2 separate regions of the Homo sapiens genome follow, and region 2 is linked to region 1. Evidence: chromatin loops called from intact Hi-C (ENCODE). Cell type or tissue: endothelial cell of umbilical vein. All regions are shown on one strand.

What was found. Peaks named below come from ENCODE experiments on the same cell type or tissue, not always from the same donor. Only the 100,000 strongest peaks of a DNase experiment are listed, where the experiment ranks them.
Region 2: a loop joins it to region 1, with 3 times the contacts of the local background. A loop is called at or near these places in 8 of 110 quality-filtered maps.

What each region holds. Positions count from the first base shown.
Region 1 is chr14:22,554,194-22,559,193 of GRCh38, forward strand. It overlaps LINC02332 (long intergenic non-protein coding RNA 2332), which reads right to left and starts at 2,869. Exons shown (of 3, transcript NR_146543.1): 1 at 2,758-2,869; 2 at 2,599-2,660; 3 at 2,118-2,329. It overlaps LOC105370399 (a long non-coding RNA gene), which reads left to right and starts at 2,373. Exons shown (of 2, transcript XR_007064066.1): 1 at 2,373-3,373; 2 at 4,534-5,000. RefSeq lists enhancers at 1,205-1,334, 1,915-2,014, 2,065-2,404, 3,265-3,474 and a silencer at 2,515-2,564. In endothelial cell of umbilical vein, CTCF peaks have their summits at 3,118 (motif pointing right) and 4,592 (motif pointing left); DNase peaks (open chromatin) are centred at 2,238 and 3,078; H3K4me3 peaks cover 215 bases; H3K27ac peaks cover 3,445 bases.
Region 2 is chr14:21,915,635-21,920,634 of GRCh38, forward strand. It overlaps TRA and TRAV13-2. Among named protein-coding and RNA genes, the nearest start is that of OR4E1, 240 kb to the left of the region's middle. In endothelial cell of umbilical vein, a CTCF peak has its summit at 2,394 (motif pointing right); DNase peaks (open chromatin) are centred at 367 and 2,287; H3K27ac peaks cover 2,964 bases.

The DNA of each region.
Region 1 (5,000 bases):
AGCCTGTGGAGGCCTGTGGAGGCCTGTGGAGGTCTGCGGGAGCCTGTGGAGGCCTGTGGAGGCCTGCGGGAGCCTGTGGAGGCCTGTGGAGGCCTGTGGAGGTCTGCGGGAGCCTGTGGAGGTCTGCGGGAGCCTGTGGAGGCCTGTGGAGGCCTGTGGAGGCCTGCGGGAGCCTGTGGAGGTCTGCGGGAGCCTGTGGAGGCCTGTGGAGGCCTGTGGAGGTCTGCGGGAGCCTGTGGAGGCCTGTGGAGGCCTGTGGAGGTCTGCGGGAGCCTGTGGAGGCCTGTGGAGGCCTGCCAGCCCAGTGCCCTCAGGCAGCAAAGCCCAGCAGTCACTGGTCCCCCAAGGCCGCCCACAGATCTATGCAAGGTGATGCAGCAGGGGCTATGGACCCACCCACACCCAAGCAGGGAGGCACGATGACAAGGCCCGGGCAGGTAGGGGGACATCCGGAAAGCAGGCTCAGCTCCACCCCTGAGAAATTTCCGTCTAAATCCAGGAGATCCTTGATTCAGCAAGAACCTTCCCTCATGTCCGAGGCTGTTAAACCTAAAGCCAGTTAGGGCAGAGGTCAGAGGGGTGGACCAGGAGCAAGTGGGTCGAGGGTGAGCAAGTGTTGGGAGTGGGGATAGAAACTCCATCCATCTCCGACTGCTCTGCTCGCATATCTGGCTCCAGGGCCCACCTGGTATGTCAGAGGGAATTAGAACGGCCTTGTGAGGAGGCTCAGGAGAAGGGCTCCTGTGCCCACCGGCCAAGTCAGCACTGGGCCTAACGCCACCACAGCAAAGCCCCTCAGTGCAGAGGGCCCAGCTATACGGAACTGGGCATTGCTTAGCCTGGAGGGAATAGGCAGCTGAGGAGACCTGGAAAACACAGTCATGAAGAGACTGGCCATGAAGACCCACAGACCCTGCGAGCCAAGGCCTTGGGCTGCAGCTGCAGCTGCAGCTCTACCAGCCTGGACCCAACCTCAGGCCGACATCCCAGCAGGGAACATGTTACTAAGGCCAGTTGTAGAAGGGACTTCTCTGGACACATGCCCTACTCTCCCAAAAGACTTAAGCACAGGCCAGTCCCAAAGGCAGAAGAATGGACTAAATGAGCTCTTGTGGCCCCAGCCCTAAGATTCTAGAGGACTCTCTGAAACTTCACTTGAAGACTTGACCTCTGAGTGCAACTGGAGTCACAGCCACTCAGGAGAAAGGGCAGGCTATGCAAGCACGTGCTTCAGGAGCATCCTGGTGAGGTCTTCAGCTCTGACAGAGCAACCCCTCTGCTGCTACCCTCACTGGGGGCAGCCATCTGAGTCTTAAGGAGTTGCTTATTTTTTAGGTCCAAACATAAAATTCAACTCCCCTGGGATCACGTATACAGACAGGCCTATAGCACCTTATTATCAGGTACCATCCTAGTGTGGAAGTCCCCTGGCCTGTGTGCTCTGTGGGATGGGAATGTCCCTTGTCATCAATGTGTCCCCAGGAACTAGAACAGTGCCTGGCACACAACAGATGCCGTTAAATGAATAAGTGAATGACTCCTGCAGTTAGGCTCTGGGTGGGGGGAGCTGAGTGTGAGGAGTGGGGAGTACAGGAGAAAGGAAAGTGGGGATTAGTAGAGGAAGTGGTCAGGTGAGTCAATGCTTCACAGTTTTGCCAAGAGCTAAAGTAACTTGTCAAGAACTTCAGAACAAGGAAAGCCTGAGTGGTGGCCCCTTGCTCAGGGCAGCCCCCAGGCAGGCACACATCTATCCAACAAAGCCTGGAGGACAGGGACTGTGGTAAATCACGCAGGGTACCTGGGAGTCTGACCTCACTGTGTGACCACACTGAGGTCCAGAGCCAACAGTCACTTTATGTGGGTTCGCCTCAGTTTCTCCATGAGTCCTACTCTAAAACCCATCTACCTCCGTGAGCCATGTGTGGGAAGACGAGCTTCTGACTGGGATGAGTCTGGGGGAGCAAGCACATGGAGACCCAGTGCTGTCATTCTGGCTGCCGGAAGGCTGCAGGACCACCAGCGCCCTGCGTCTGTGTCAAGGCCACCTGGGCAACGCGGCGAGGGGTGGGGAGTGCAGGCCTCCTTTCACACAGAGACACACAGGCCTGAGGCCTCTCTGGGTAGCACACATAGAGCTATATTTTGCAATTAATAAACAGGTCAGACATTGAGTCAGTAGCCACAAGTAGAACAGGAAGTGGAAAAAGTCTCCCACTTCCCTCCAGGTGTTTGGGGGCTGGGGCGGTCCCCTCCCATTTCCATGACGTCATGGTTACCAAGAGGGGCAAGTAGGGCACCCTTTGAAGCTCTCCCGCAGAAGCCACATCCTCTGGAAAGAAGAGTTTAAAATACTGAGTTAGAGATAGCATCGCCCCAGGCCACGTGCCGAGGGGAGCAGGCTGGGCCGTTACACCACCCCCCAACCGCAGGTGCAGCAAGGCCAACATGCCAGGCTGGGAGGGGCTGCCGGCCCCTCGGTGACTTGCACCGGGCCCGCAAGCAGGCTGGGGAGGTGCTGCTGGCCCCACCGCTGAGCCGCCTCCCTCACCGCACCTCTGCTGCCCCTCCAAACCAGCCAAGATCAGACCTTGATCTCACCTGATTAAGCGCTTGCTTAGTACAGGGCAGACCCTCGAGACTTATGCTCAGGCCAGTGTCTCCTGGGAGGGAAGGAGGTGGGGAGGCCGTATTTGCCCCCACACAGAGCTAGGGCTGATTCTCTGAGGGACCCCCCCCCAATAGCACCTCCCCCCTTACCCTGATGCTTGTCCATTAGGTGATGGCCCTAATGGACGCCTTGATGGACACGTCCGGGACCCAGGGACCCGGAGACCAGGAATCTGCTGGTCTCAGGGAGCCGCAGAACCTGAAACCCAAAAATACCAGGCTTGATCGCCTGCTCTTCGGTAGTGTCGCCATCCACCCGCATGGGGGCAGCAGCGCTCCACCAAAAAGACCTCTTCTCCCTTTGTCTGTTAATTCTGGAGATAGAAAGCCCCCAAAGTTTAGGAAAAGCTCTTTTCCGAGGAAAATAAAAGGGCAGGTGACTTTTATCCCACAAGTCCCTGCCCTGTGCCCGTCACTGCGCTGGGCGCAAGGCCTGTGTCATCCTGTCACATCCCCCCCCAAAGGAGAGGAGGGCCTGGGGCCTGGGCCGGCAGCAGGGGGCGCTGTTCGTCCGGGATCGTCAGACCCGCTCCACCCGGAGCCCTGGAGGAAGTGCCCAGGGAGGGCTGGGGGCCCGGAGGAGGCCTTGGGTTCGGAATTAGGCTGGCTGGAGTCCGGGATCCACCACATCATACACTCGTGCCTTTGGCAGGTCACTAACCGCCCACCGCCTCAGTTTCCCGGTGGGACGAACTCTCTCTCACAGGTAGTTTAAGAACCAGGCTTTCTTTGGCATTGTATACCTGCCATGTGCCAGGCTGTGTCGTGCTCTGGGGATTCAGTCTCTGTGCAAACTATGACTCCATACAGATGAAGTCCAAGAACAGGCAAAACGCATCACAGGTGATAGAAATTAGGGCACTGTTTGCCTCTGGGGTAGAAGGATGGATTGAAAAGGGGCACGAGGAAACCTTCAGGGGTGGTGGAAATGTTCCATATCTTTATCTTGGGTGATGGCTATATATATATCAAATGCATCATTAGTGTATTTTCATGTAATTATGCCTCAAGAAAGTACTGCTCCCATTAAATACACACACACACACACACACACACACACACAGAGTTTCTGTCTTCAAGGAGTTAACAGTCCAGTGAGTAGTGGGTATGAAAGAGATGTGTTAATGGCTGCAATTGCAAGACAGAGGCTTTTGTTACTATATTCTCCTCAGGCAGGAGTCCTCAGGCAGGAGGCAGGAGAACCAGTTGTTTGTCCCTAAGCGTCACTGCCCCTCACTAGCCTTCTCTCCTGGGGCCTTTAATTTTTCTGAGTCCCCATGTGTTATTATTCACATAGAGATAAAAATACCTGCCCACCTATTCTCAGTGTTGTTGAAGGGATTGAAAGCAGTAATGGGTGTGGAATGCTTAGTAAACTGAAATCCCAGTGCAAATATGAAGTGGGAATGCATCAGAATGCCCAGGAAGACGAACCATGACCCGAACAAGATGGGCTGGGCCAGGTCAGATGGCACTGCCATACTGAGAAAAAAGTGGGCTGGCTGCGGCTTCACACAGCCCGGGAGAGCTCAGAACTCCCCAGGCCCTGCCGGTGCGCTGGTGTTTCTCATAGTATGTGGCCACCTCTCCAGTCACTTCGGCCCTAGGAGCTTCTTGTTACACCATGATTTTGTCACTACCTCCGCAGCTTCCCACCTCCTGCTTCCGGCTTCCAGAAGGAAGCGCGTGATGGAGGGGAAATGACAGGGCCAGGAGGCAGCGGTCAGGCTGGGCCGAGTTTCTGACAGAAGCCAACACTTCTGGCCCCACAGTGCTCACGGCCTCCCTGACTCCTCACCACATCACAGCTGAAAAGGCTCACGTCTTATCTCCCCTCTCAACCTCTGGGGGCTTCTCTGCTTTCAGAAGGAGCCCCTGGAGCCCCTGGCCGAACACATCTGAAAGCACGGAGCCAGACCTCTGCAGCGCCCTCCAGCGGGCAGGTTCTGCGGGCAGCCATCTCCTCGCAGGCCAGAACACCCCACGTCACTCCAGGACGGTTCGCCACCTTTGAGAAGAGAGGACTCCAGTGTCTGTTCGCTCTGGAAATGTGGGCATGTTCCCATTCCAAAGGTGATAGGATCTGAGGGGAGGATCCTTCCCATTTTCAAAGCCTTCCTAAAATCCCACTGATTAGTGGGGAGGAGTGCAAGTCTACCCTTTCCCCGAACCACCCACATGAAATTTAGCAACAACAACAACAAAAAAGGAAAATATTAGAGGAAGATCATATAAGTGTAAGAAGACAAGGCTGGCAGGACCTAAGAGAGTCTAGGTAGATGAAGGAATATGGTTTACATAATGGGGAGCACCTGGTCTCCATTTCATGCTTC
Region 2 (5,000 bases), 640 kb before region 1:
CCTACTCCCATGCTCTATGCTGTACACAATCAGTCCTCAGTAAATATTTGCCTTGTTAAATAGTATAAAAGAATTTTAGACCTATAAAAGCATTTAGAAACCTTTTAGTTCAACTTCATTTTATAAACACAGAAACTATATCCAAGATGCCAGTATGAAACCATTAGATAGTAAATGATCTAGCAGTAGAAAGAAACTGGATTTCCTCCCTTCCTCCTTAGCTTCTTGCTCTTGCCTATTCCTGCAGGCACATATTGTTGAACAAAGAGAAACTATCTAATGGCAGCCCTGCCAGGTTGACCTCTGCATTTTGGTTCCGGGAAAGGCTTGGTTCAATCACTTTGACCATGAGAACGGAGAGTTCCAGTTTGTGTAAACATTTACCACTTTGGGCAAGAAAGATATTCAGGCTGAGCCACTGTTATTCTACCAGGAAATCCAGTCCATGACTCACTGGCTGCTGTAGGAGTGAGCCAAACATGGTGGTGCCACCCTCAACCCCCAGAGGTATTTCTAAGGACTTTCCTAAAAATAGTAAGATATATTCATTATGCTGGGTGGATATTCCTTGAAGGAAGGATGTGGACATAGTGAGCATTACTCTACATTGTCAAAAAATAATAATTAGAATAGGGAAGCTAAGGGTAACATGTCCTCAAGTGGTTGATAGTTCATAAAGGTGTGAGAAAATCTTTTCTGGACCAACACATTGACAATGAGTTAGGTAATATTCAATGAAATAATCATAGGGTTGGGAATTTTGTCCAGGGGATGGCCATACCTAAGGCATAGTTAATATGTGGAATACTATGATCCATATGAGTGGTCATATTTAGACCATTACATTCAGTTCTTAATGCTATACTCAAAAGGCCAAATATTGACCTAAATTATCTGTCACCAAAAGGAGGGAAACTCATCCAATAAAGGATTTGAGAATTATATTGTATGAGGAATGAGTGAGAAAAGAGAAAATCCTTAGAATGGAGAAGTTTTACATATGTAAAAACACACATTTTATGTATACATATCTATATTTATATGTTTTAGTTGCTATTTTTCATCATAACTGTCCTTACATACTTAAGGGTGCAAGATGTGAATAAGAAATTATATTCAGTCTTTATAATTCCAGGGGCCTAGTGAGTACAAGTCACAGGAAATGCACTTTTCTTCTGGAAACCAGATAGTCTTGGTATCTGAGGAACCATTTCCCATGGTCACTTATTTAGTTTTGCACTCTCCCTCCTAGCAGACACAGGCAATATTTTGGCTTCCATAGATTTAGTTTTATGGAAGTAATCAGAACGTATCAAAAATTAAAGTAGATAAGCAATTTTTTTTGCAAGAAGAGATAAACCCAGAAATGTACAAGACTGAAGGACTTTATCAATATCTTAGGGAAGAACACTGTAGTGGAGTTTGGGAGAAAAACGGCAGATATGGAACCTGAGCTAGCAATGGCTAAGGCAAGAGCAGTCCATGCCAGAGGAGTTGGCTCATATTTTAGAGGCAAGTTCCACTGAAGATATGAGTCAATCATTGTATTTAAGGACATGCCATATTGATATCATTCATTTTGGTATCAGAAAATAAAAGCACCTTAATAGAAATTTACATGTGGTTTCATTTTTGGAGCCTGCAGCCTGATGTTTTCTGAGAATTTCTCCTTGTTTTTTCTGCACTTTGCAGAATACAAGCCACATAGCAATAGGAAAAGGTTTCTTAAAACATGCCAGATTTCTCCTTGCAAACCAGCCCAATCTATGGGTCAAACTTTCCTATTGTTGGAGTATTTAATAACTCATGGAACTTGTTCCCTTCCTCCTTTATCATTGTACTTTAATTCTTTACCTTTTATTAAAGCCATCCTTACCAAAGAAAGATTCCACATTTCGACTGTTGGTACTGTCAAGTCTCTGGGAATAGAAAGTCATGGGGAAGACCAGTCTTGGAGAAGCAGAGCCTGAGATAATATGCACGTGAAATATTGAGTAGTCCTCTCTCTCTTACTCTTATCTTTGGCTTACATATTCCTTTAAGAAAGAGTCTTTCTCCATAACAAACAAATCATGATGACCGATTTGACTGCAAGGGAATGTATTACTTTTGTTTGTCCAGGACAGTGAATCATGGTGTTTTCCTGATTTCAAACATGTAAACTTGGTGCATCATTGTATAAACACCTGCAACATCTACCTCTTTCTAACTTTTTAACAATGACTCATTAGTTTGCATAAATATCAATCTTGATATCTACATTCTTACTGTGAACTTCATCTCAGAGTGAAGACTTTATTTGTTTGACCTATTGCTCCTTTTGTGCATCTGAGTCCCTCCTAGGGTTATAGAAAAACATTCAAACTGCAAGTTTAGTAGCTACGAATGTGACCACAAGATGGCAGTGCTTCTCTGCTGATGCAGAACACACAGAGGTTTCATTTTAGTGGATTCTGATTAAATAGGTTTATGGCAGAAGTAGAGCCTTTTTCTATTGGCTGAGTAGACAATGTGAGAAACCACTATGATTGTTAGAGGAAAGAAAGGAATACCCGATGATGGAAGTAGCTCTTATGGCTGGAGATTGCAGGTTTATGACTGATCCTATTTGGGAAGAACAATGATGGCAGGCATTCGAGCTTTATTTATGTACTTGTGGCTGCAGCTGGACTGTAAGTTTAGAGTTTTGGGTAACACAGTATATTAGTTGATGATTTTGAGACATCCAGGGGGAAGTCTTGCTTTATTTAGGCTTCCTCTAGTTACTATAGAAAAAGAAAATTCTGGAGAATAATAACTTGATAAACCTTTCTCTTTTTCTTTCTGCACAGGGGTGAGCAGAGGAGAGAGTGTGGGGCTGCATCTTCCTACCCTGAGTGTCCAGGAGGGTGACAACTCTATTATCAACTGTGCTTATTCAAACAGCGCCTCAGACTACTTCATTTGGTACAAGCAAGAATCTGGAAAAGGTCCTCAATTCATTATAGACATTCGTTCAAATATGGACAAAAGGCAAGGCCAAAGAGTCACCGTTTTATTGAATAAGACAGTGAAACATCTCTCTCTGCAAATTGCAGCTACTCAACCTGGAGACTCAGCTGTCTACTTTTGTGCAGAGAATACACATTGCTTTCCAGGCATCTGTAACCATCACCCAAACCTGAGATGGGAGGTGAAGCAGCATCCCTTTCCTTTGCAATAAATTTTAGTTATAGCACTTGTCATTTTGTTTGTTCATAAGTGGAAACTAACATATAGATATTAAAACCATGTAATGAGGTTAGATTCAAAGTGACCCAGAAAGGTTTAGAGCATTTTGTTGGCCAGTTGATGCTTAATGGATTCCGTTTTTCAAAAAAATATATGGTACGCATTTAAGTTAACAACATGAAGTTTTGACACACATGTACATAGTAAAGTAAAGAGTCAGCTAAAGAGACGCATAGGGCAAGGTATGGGAAAAATGGCCCTGAGCTTCCATGCCTTCTCTGGCTCTGCCACCCACCACATGTTCAGCAATCAGGAGGTTCTGCTCAAGGGATCCTTACAGAGATTTAGTGATGTTGGATTTTGTAATCTAGTCTTCAAAGGTGACTTTACATTTGCTATTCAGACTTCTCTCCTATGAATAACCCCTTAGTGTCAATATTGCAATCCCTATTATGGATAAATTTTAACTTTTAGTTTTCAAAAATTGCTTTTGTTATCTTTTTCTTATTGTAAAACATTACATGCCAAAACCAGATAGTGTAAAATATAAAAAATACAAAATTGATAATTCTGTACCCAGATAGGTTTTGCTAATATTAGGTTGGTGCAAAAGTAAGTGCTGTTTTTGCCATTAAAAGTCATGGCAAAAATAACAATTACTTTTGCACCAACCTAATATTTAGATTTGTTTCTTGATAGAGTCCTATTATAATTAGGATCATGATTTTTTCACCTATTCTTATATCTCGAATTGAGCTTTTCTCACTTCGTCCTCTCCTCAAACACATGCTTTTTAATAGCTCCGTGAGAAATTTTCACCAGTCACAGTTATTTTTATTTTCTTACTCTCTGTATCTGTGGTAAAATTTGGCAGTCCCTTCTACCTGCTGTTTCTTGTTGGGAAAACGTGATGAGTTTTCCTTTAGAGTCTAGTTTGGACATATACTCTGTGTGTGCGAGGGAAATTAAAACAGGAAGTGATTTTAAAATGTGAGCTTCAGATTAGAGTCATCAGTATATTCTTCAAAATCTTATTGGTATCTCTTCATATTTACTCTCTCACATAATTGAGAAGAGTTATGTTTTTTAATCACTCTGTTTCTGCAGAACCTAGCATAAGCTTTTTCACATTGTTAATAATCAATAGATGTTTGTTAAAGAAAGAAAAAATGGATTAAACTATTGTATATTCAAAATTTTAACTTAGGCTTTGTGGTTGAATTAAACGTATAATTTTATGTGTGAATAATTAAACTCCTGAAAATGTATATTTGAATAAGTTGAATATTTGAGAGCATATTTCTTTCCATTTATCTATGTCATTCTTTTCCATAAAACTTTATCGTTTTAAGATAATTAAATTTTTTTCTAGACATTTCATTTTTATTGCTACCTTTATCTTTCTTTCTGAGGTATGTGGCAATGTTTTTAATAAATATTTTTCAGCTACATTATTCAATTCTTATTAGTAAATTGCAGGAGGCATTTGGATAGTTAATTTATGCTAGGTTGTTCCAAATACCCCGCCTCACTTTCGTGTTTTGACTGCTTTAAACATTACGAGTGCAGTTTCCTTTTCAAAAGTTGTATCTTTTCGTGTTGTTGATAAAAATAATGGAAATAAAGAAGTTGCATAAATAATTAATTCCCTAATTCTCCCACCTGTGGTCAAGAGTAGGCTAATTTCAAGATCCCTCATATTATTCCTAAGGATGGATATAACCGGCGATTGGTAGGGTGAGAATGATCCCTTCTGGCTGAGTTATGGCTGTTAGTTATTAGCTAGGTCT